2 separate regions of the Homo sapiens genome follow, and region 2 is linked to region 1. Evidence: chromatin loops called from intact Hi-C (ENCODE). Cell type or tissue: psoas muscle. All regions are shown on one strand. Each heading gives the region's core, and the rest is flanking DNA. Links, peaks and the distances in the headings are about the cores only. Region 1 overlaps TTLL11 (tubulin tyrosine ligase like 11). Region 2 overlaps TTLL11 (tubulin tyrosine ligase like 11).

The links. Peaks named below come from ENCODE experiments on the same cell type or tissue, not always from the same donor. Only the 100,000 strongest peaks of a DNase experiment are listed, where the experiment ranks them.
Region 2: it touches region 1 in a loop (2.2-fold over the local background); 7 of 110 quality-filtered maps call a loop at or near these places.

The regions. Positions count from the first base shown.
Region 1 is chr9:121,893,610-121,897,996 of GRCh38, reverse strand. The region is part of intron 6 of TTLL11 (tubulin tyrosine ligase like 11); the gene reads left to right. Among named protein-coding and RNA genes, the nearest start is that of TTLL11, 200 kb to the left of the region's middle. RefSeq lists an enhancer at 360-1,049. In psoas muscle, for the core only: no CTCF peak of the experiment used is centred there; a DNase peak (open chromatin) is centred at 1,759; H3K27ac peaks cover 732 bases.
Region 2 is chr9:121,982,623-121,987,009 of GRCh38, reverse strand. All of the region lies in intron 4 of TTLL11 (tubulin tyrosine ligase like 11), which reads left to right. Among named protein-coding and RNA genes, the nearest start is that of TTLL11, 110 kb to the left of the region's middle. RefSeq lists an enhancer at 773-1,274. In psoas muscle, for the core only: a CTCF peak has its summit at 773; DNase peaks (open chromatin) are centred at 689 and 2,009; H3K27ac peaks cover 2,814 bases.

The sequences.
Region 1 (4,387 bases), core at 228-4,227:
CAGTGAGCTGAGATTGCATCACTGCACTCCAGCCTGGGTGACAGAGCTAGGCTCCATCTCAAAAAAAAAAAAAGAATAGAAGAAAGAGAGGGAAGGGAAGGAGAGGAGAAAAGAGAAGGGAGAAAGGGAGAAGAAGGAAAAACATCCATTTGATGGGGAGAAATGCAGTGAAATGAGGGAAAACACAGCAGCAGAGGCTGTGCCCGGTACAGTCAGGACCAAGGGGAAACTGAGTACCCAGGGATGCATCAGAATGGAGACATGGGCAGAGAAAGCTTCCCTGAGGAGGTGGCCTTTAAGGGCTCTCCTGCAATTGAGAACACCCTCCCGGGGCAGTTGGAGACTTCGCGCGCGCGTGTGTGTGTGTGTGTGTGTGTGCCTGGAGGGAAATGCCTGGGAAGGTGGGCTTGTGGGATGCGGGGTAGCCAAGAGTCGACATTCAGCAGGGACTTGCAGAGTGGGCTGGAATCCTGGTGAGAAGGGAAAATTAGATCAATCTGGAGTCATCGCAGAGATGATGGCCGGAGCACTGATGAGGCTGAGTATCTGGAGAGAAGAGAGAGAAAAATGAGCCGAAGCCAGGGCCTGAAGAATGACCGCAGCCCCCAGAAGAGGCAACAACGAAGAGCGGCTCAGGCTGCTCAGGTTTGAGCCTCAGTTCTACCGCGTGCTAGCTGTGTGATCTCGAGTGAGGTGCTTAACCTCTCTGGGCCTGTGTCCTGCCTGGCAGGCTTGTTATGAGGTCTAAAAGCACCCAGTGGATATCCGCTGTGGAAAACCAGTATGGTTTTATTTTTTCATAACTGGAAAAAAACTACTGCAAGCACATAGCCTCTGTGTGGGGGTGAGCCATGCCTTCTCTCACAAAGGTCCCCCTTTTGATCTTTTCCTGTGTGTGCATGGCTGGCTGGCTGACATTCTTAGTCATTCAGGTTTCCTTAATAAGTCTATTGACTGCTAGACTGTTAGGTCAAACGCAAATTAATGTGGCCTGAATCAAATTTGTGGAATAGGTGATTGGTTGACACTGACTTTGCAGAGCCAGTTTGGGAAGCGGTCATAAGGAAAAGACCTACAGCTGACTCGAGGCGTGGTCTGTAGTGCGCGGCTGGTTCGTGCCTCGGATCCCTGTACGCGTTTTTCTTTTGGCGTGGGATGGCCATGACACCCACAAACAGATCCCCATTCCCAGGCTAGCCGCAGCATCGTTTCCGAAATGATCTCGGCTGGAACAGCCTGTTCCTCTTGCGGCGGGTGAAGGAGGTGCTTCCTCCCGCCTCAGGGCCAGGGTCTGCGTAGTCATCCCTGCCGCCCCGCCGCCAGGACCCCGCACTGAAGTTCAGGCACCTGCAGATGGCCTCCTGCACGCCCATCTATGCAACCTCGGACCCAGAAGTGTGAGTCCTGACTTATGTCCCGACCCGGGAGAAGTGTGAGTTCCGAATCATGTCCCGATTTCCAGGAGAAAGAGGGCCTTGGAGTCGAGACATGAGAGGGAAGAGGTAGGAGAGAAAGTGACACCGAAGAGGTTGGGCACCAAGACTGTGTGTGAGATGGGAGAGCTGAGGGCAGCAGCTGGGGCTGTGGAACTGACCTCCAGGAGTGTTAAGAGGAAGATGACTAAAAGTGAAGGGCTGAGGGGTGGGTTCCTGGCCCACAGTTGGGAACTCTAGGCTAAAGCCACCTAGCCCCGGAAAGGGGAGCCCGTGTTGGGCGCCGTAAGAAATGTGTCTATTCTTTCTAGATTAATCTGCTGCGCTGGACCAAGGTGGAACCATTCCCAGCATTCCGTGTCTTGGGTGGGAGCCAGAGGCAGAATTTAACGGCTCCTGCTTACTCAGTTAGAGATAACAGAACCTGTAGATGGCGGAGCACACACACTCAAAAACACACACAAACACACACAACCAAACGGGCACACACAGATACAATGACACACAGCCACACAAATGTACACAACCACACATTCATACACACACACAACCACACATACACACTCACACAAAACACCCACCACAGACACACACCCACACCCACACACCCACACCCACACAAACACACCCACACAGACACACCCACACATCCACACAAAGGGACACACACAGATACAATGACACACAGTCACACAAACCCACACAACACATTCATACACACAACCACACATACACACATACACAAACACACAAAACACCCGCACATCCACAGACACACACACACCCACACACTAACACAAAACAATAACACACAACCACACGGACGCACACAGATACAATCACACACAGTCACACAAACCCACACAATCACACATTCACACAGACACACATAAACACACACAACCACACATACACACACACTCATAAGCACACATGACCACATGTTCACACAGACACACATACACAACCACACACAGTCACACAAACACACAACCACACAGACACACACATATGTACAACGAAACACACAGTCACAGTCACAGTCATACAAACACAAAACTACACACAACCACACACACTAACACTCATACAACCACACATTTACACAACCACACAAACGTGCACAGACACACACGCAGCGCACACTCATGCACACACAGTCACACAAACACACAATCATACAACCGCACATCACACAATACACACACACGCACACAGCCACACAAACACAACTCTGTGCACACACTCACATACACAAACACAGCTACACAAACACACACAAACATAGCTCACACAGACACACACACACAAATGAGGTTCATTGTGAACATTATCTGCAGCAAAGCAAAACGTTCCAGACATCTTTTCAAGATGAAAGAGAGAAGGATTCTGAAAACTCTGTAGGGAGTGAAGTGTGGAAGCTCATTGTTACTACATTTAAGACATGTAAGATAAAGATATATCTTTATTTAGTCCCCTGTCTTTATCTTTTCATTTAAACGAGCATAGGACGTGGCTAAAAAGGCTTTAATCAGTTTATTCCTGTCGTTGGTCCCACCTCCCCTGACCCCCGCTGACTTTTCTTCTCAACCATGAATTCTCCCATCTTAACGTTTTTAGGGATTGGACCTTGAGGGTCCAATTTTTTAACCCTTTTTTAAAAAAATTATACTTTAAGTTCTGGGATACACGTGCAGAAGGTGCAGGTTTGTTACATAGGTATACAATGTGCCATGGTGGTTTGCTGCACCCATCAACCTGTCATCTACATTAGGTATTTCTCCTAATGCTATCCCTCCCCTAGTCCCCACCCCCCGACAGGCCCTGGTGTGTGATGTTCCCCTCCTTGTGTCCATGTGTTCTCATTGTTTCAACTCCCACTTATGAGTGAGAACTTGTGGTGTTTGATTTTCTGTTCCTGTGTTAGTTTGCTGAGAATGATGGTTTCCAGCTTCATCCATGTCTCTGCAAAGGACATGAACTCTTCCCTTTTTTATGGCTGCATAGTATTCCATGGTGTATATGTGCAACATTTTCTTTATCCAGTCTATCATTGATGGGAATTTGGGTTGGTTCCAAGTCTTTGCTATTGTGACTAGTGCTGCAATAAACATATGTGGTGTGCATGTGTCTTTATAGTAGAATGATTTATAATCCTTCGGGTATATACCCAGTAATGGGATTGCTGGATCAAATGGCATTTCTGGTTCCAGATCCCTGAGGAATTGCCACACTTTCTTCCACAATGGTTGAACTAATTTACACTCCCACCAACAGTGTAAAAGCGTTTCTATTTCTCCAGAAAGGTTTCTGTGTCTCCATCTCAGCACTTCCTACATCCTGGTATAAGTCTCTTCTTTTAGGGGTCTCCTGCACCAGGCTGTAGGCTCCTTGCAGGCAGGGACACTGTCTCATTTATTTTATAGACCCCGTGCCCAGTGCTTGGCATATAGGAGAGAGATGTCACATGTTTATCTGCTTGGTACCAACATGAAGACACTTAGTACCCATGGCTTTGCTCAAACATTTGGTGAAACGTGGAATCCAGGTGCTCATTACTTCCTCCCCACAGGTGTGGCTCGTGGTGGCCCAGCCCCTTAGAGCTTTGGAGGCCATCCTGCAGCTGCTCTTCAGATGATACTTACATTTTTCTCATGCAAAACAGCTTGCAAAGAATAGTTCATTGTGCTTTCTGATTTCAGCTTTCCAGATATCTGTATGCACAGAAAACAGATTCCCTCCAGTTTCTGACAGAATGTCTCCATCTAAGCTTAAGCTTTCAAAGCTTTCCATCCTTGGGTACTGCCCATTGAGTAGACGTAAGTGGGATAATCTTTGTCTCCCTTACCTACAGCTCTCTGTGGGGTGTGGTCCAGCAGATACAGGCAGAGGAATGGGATAGCAGACGTAGAGGTAATTAAACTATCCCCAGTTCTTCCTTGTTAAGTGGGAAG
Region 2 (4,387 bases), core at 288-4,287, 89 kb before region 1:
TCCACTACACATAAGGTTTCCAAGGTCCACCCATGCTGGTGGGGGTCGTGGGTACTGCCTCATTTGCACTGTTATAGATTCCATTGTGAATATGCACAATTTATTATCAGTTCTTCTGTCAAGGAACATTTGGGTTATTTCCAGTCTATGGCAAGCAGGTGACAGGTCTCTTGGGACAAGAAGTGAGAACGGAGGGAGTGGGGCAGTGTCTCTAGTGGATGGGGCATTCATTCAACAGCAGAAGAGGAGGCTGGTCCCAAAGTGCAGCCTCAAACCCAGAGAGGACACCCCAGGGGCTAGGCGCCAGCCAGCAGGATTTCCAGGCAGGCTGGCGGCACCTTTTGGAGGGCTATTCAGGCCATGATCAGTACCAGGAAGGGGTAATTGCCACCCAGAAATCTGTCCTGAGAAACTGGACCCCTGGCCTTTGGTTCCCAGGGAGGATGCACAGCTCAGCCATCAGGTAGGTGGCTTAAAACATTAGAAAGGAGAAAAGGGAAGAACTTAGAGGTAGGGCCAGAGAAAACAAGTCCTGACGTAAGCCATCAAAAAGCTAGGGTCAAGGAGATAAGTTGCAACGTGGACACGTCCAGGGGTCATCCCGGGGGACCATGTGGTCAGATCTGTTTGACAATGACAGCTATTCTAGGACTATCATGTGGGCCCGGCATGCAGAGCCAAGCCACAGAGCCCTGGCTTGGACCGAGTGGCAGGGTGGAGGGCCAGGCTGGTTGTTTTGCTGCATGTCTTGCTATGGACAGGCCACATGGGGCAGCCATCAGTGGGGCCCAAGCTGTGGGGAGCTGGTGGAGGGGGCAGACAGGGAGGGAGCCACTGGTTTGGACAGATCATGTCTGCAAGTGGAACCACAGTCTTGGGACTGTTTCCCACTGCTTGACCACACTAAATGCTTCCAGGCCTGGGCCAGAGGAGGAGCATGGGGGGAGACGCCAGGATCAAGGAAGCGCTTTTCCTCTTCCCAGCTGTGCGAACTTGGGCATGTTTCTTCACCACTCTGAGCCTCTGCTTCTTTCTCTGTAAATCACCTACGCTCACTTCCCTGCCTGCCTTTTATTGTGAAGTAATGTGGGTGACAACACTTTGACAGGGTATAAGGTGTTAGATATTTGGAATTTGTCTTACCATACATTTCAGATTCCCAGTCATTAAGGGAGAAAATGGTATCCTTGGGCCGGGCGCGGTGGCTCACGCCTGTAATCCCAGCACTTTGGGAGGCCGAGGCAGGCGGATCACGAGGTCAGGAGATCGAGTCCATCCTGGCTAACATGGTGAAACCCCATCTTTACTAAAAAAAATTACAAAAAATTAGCCGGGTGTTGAGGCAGGCACCTGTAGTCCCAGCTACTTGGGAGGCTGAGGCAGGAGAATGGTGTGAACCCGGGAGGCGGAGCTTGCAGTGAGCCGAGATCGCGCCACTGCACTCCAGCCTGGGTGACAGAGCGAGACTCAGTCTCAAAAAAAAAAAAAAAAAAAAAGAAAAGAAAATGGTATCCTTTTCTCCTTGGAGCCCTCTCTTACTTTATTCTTATCACTTGTAAGAACACTTTTGAGTTTGGGTCTCACATACCTGAGCTGACTTGGAACCTAGAGATTAAGGGACCCGGTTAGGTTCTGCCATTGACTTGCTGTGTATTCTTGTATAAGTCACTTAACTTCTCTGTGCCTCATCTTCCTTGCCTACCTCAAAGGGTTGTTGTCAAATTCCAATGAGATAAAGATTGTGAATGGCTTTTCAAGCTGTAATGTTCCGTGCAGATAGAACACATGACTTCTTTGCCACACAGCCCCTCTCGCTTGTTGCCTGGGCTTGACTCAGATTGCAGCATTCCAGAACATAAACTCTAGCCAAAGAAATTACATTTATCTTAAACATGTGACGGTGACCCCTTTCCAATCATAGCCACAATAACTACTTGGGAAATTGTGATGGCACAGAGCAGTTGCGGGCACTGCTCAGGCTGTGGGCAGGTTTCCTGTAATCTGCTGCTGAGGAACGTGGCTTCCCTGTCATTCCAGCCTGTCCCCTGTCATTGCCTAGGTAGCTCCCAGCAACATATCCTCATGTCAGCCTTCTTGAGGGTACCAGTGTGACTCTGACTTATACAGCAAGGCCTGTCTCAGTGTAGATGAATCATATGGCAGAAATAACACATGCAGAGGAAAGGCTTCCAGCTCAGCTTTCAAGAACGTTCTTTCCCAGTTCCATTGCTTGGTCTGTATCTTCTTCTAGCTCCCTGTATCTAATTATCTCCTTGGCCATGATCCTTTTGCTTAGATGCCTGAAGGAGATGCTCTTCCTAAATCCTAAGATGTTTCTCCTCTTTATTCTTTGTTTTTTTGACCTCCTCCTTACCCTTCAGCCAGTCACCCCAAGGGAAGAAGGCCAAGGAGCAATGCAGTGAGTGGTCAAGGGCTTGGATTTGGTTCTTAGACGGCCTGGGTTTGGGCTAACCCTGGCACCTCTAGCTGGTCTGCTTGGCAAGTTAACAATTCTTAGTCTCAGCTTCCTTATCTGCAGTTAGAGACCATATTTGTACCTCCCTCTCAGAATTATTGTAAGCACAAATAAGAGCAAACTAGGAAGAATATTTAGCACAGCACCTAACACATAGGAATCACTTAATAAATGACAGTTTTTATGTTTATTCCATTGTTTGTTATCTGTAACCACAACAGCTCTCAAATTTGTCTATGATGAAGTGCCTTAAAGTTGTAAGAAACCATGAAATATTCACATTTTAAACCTAACAGGAACACAAGTGTTCCAAGGAGTATAGTTTGAAAACCATCTCCTTAGCCTGGCATTTGTCACCCCTGACCCCAACCCCAGTCTAGCTTCCCTGTACCCTCCCTGAGCTCTGCAGTCTTGAAAAACAGATCCAATTGCTGTCTTGGACATAATTTGTGCTTTCCCATTGCTGCCCTTTGATTCTCTTCTGTCTCGGCTGACCTGGCATGCTCTCTCTCATTCTTGCTGTTTCTTGAACTTCAACGCCTTCTAAGGTGCTATTCAAGCCCCACCTCCTAGATAAACCCTTTCTCCAGAAACAACTTCTGATATTTCAGCTTTTTCTTCCTTTGGACTCTAACACATTCCCTGGGCACCCACTAAGACAAGCCCTGAGCTAGTATGGGCATGTGGTTATGGATAAGACAAGGTCCCTGCTCTGAGGGGGCACACAGTGTAATGGGGAGAGCTGACTCATGAGAACTCCAGTCCCTTGTAAGAAAGAAATGCTATGAGAGGGTCCATGTGGGATGCTGGGAGAGCCCAGAAAAGGGAGTCGCTAACTTTGCCTAACCCTGTCAGGGAAGGCTTCCCAGAGGAGGAGATGCTTAAGCTGGAGCGTAAAGCATGAAGAAGGGTTTGCCAAGCAGAATATGATAGAAGGATACACTCCAGTTTCCCTCCTACCTCCCTGGCTGCTGCTTCTCAGCCTCTTCTTCTGGACCTGTCAGTGTTGGAGAGTCTCAGGCCTCCATCCTTGGAAAGGTGTCCCCCTATTCACAATCACTCCTAAATGATCCCGCGTAGCCCCCATGGCCTTAAGCACCAGCTCTACGCTACTGGCGCCTATAGCTGTATTTCCAGTCCTGACCTTTCCTTGAGCTCCAGATTGGTATATCCCAGTGCCCACTTTAATTTTCTACTTGGATAGTTAATAGCCATCAAACACTGAACACGTCCAAAGTCAAGCTCTTGACTTCCTTCCCAAACCTACTCTCTATCGTCTTTACTGTTTCAGTAAACAAATGGCATTCAGTCAGTCACTCAGACCAACAGCCTGAGACATCCTTCTTTTTTCTGTTTCCCTCCTTCATACATCCAATCCATAAGCAACTCTTGCAAATATCCTTTAAAATATTCCCAAATGTAACCGCTTCTAACCAACTCCACTGTTGCCATCCCAGTCTAGGCAGCCATCACCTCGCACTTGAATGGCTGCCATAGCCACCCTTACTGCCTATAGCCTATTTTTCTCACTGTAGCCAAGGAGATGCTTTAAAACACAAGGTGGATCCAGTTACTTTCCTCACTGAAACCCTCCAATGGCTTTTTCATTGCACTTACAATCCTGGCTCCTTCTCATGGTCTACAAGATGCAGCGCCATCTGCCCCTTGTCTATCTGACCTCATCTTCCGCCACTCTCCGTTTCGCTCACTCTTTGCTATTCTTTGGAAGAGGCCTTTGTTCTTGCTGTTCCCTCTCCCTGGAATGCTCTTCCCCAGCTATTCAAACATGACTTATTCTTTTTTTTTTTTTTTTTTTGAGTTGGAGTTTCACTCTTGTTGACCCAGGCTGGAGTGCAATGGCACTCACTCACTGCAACCTCTGCCTCCTGGGTTCAAGCGATTCTCCTGCCC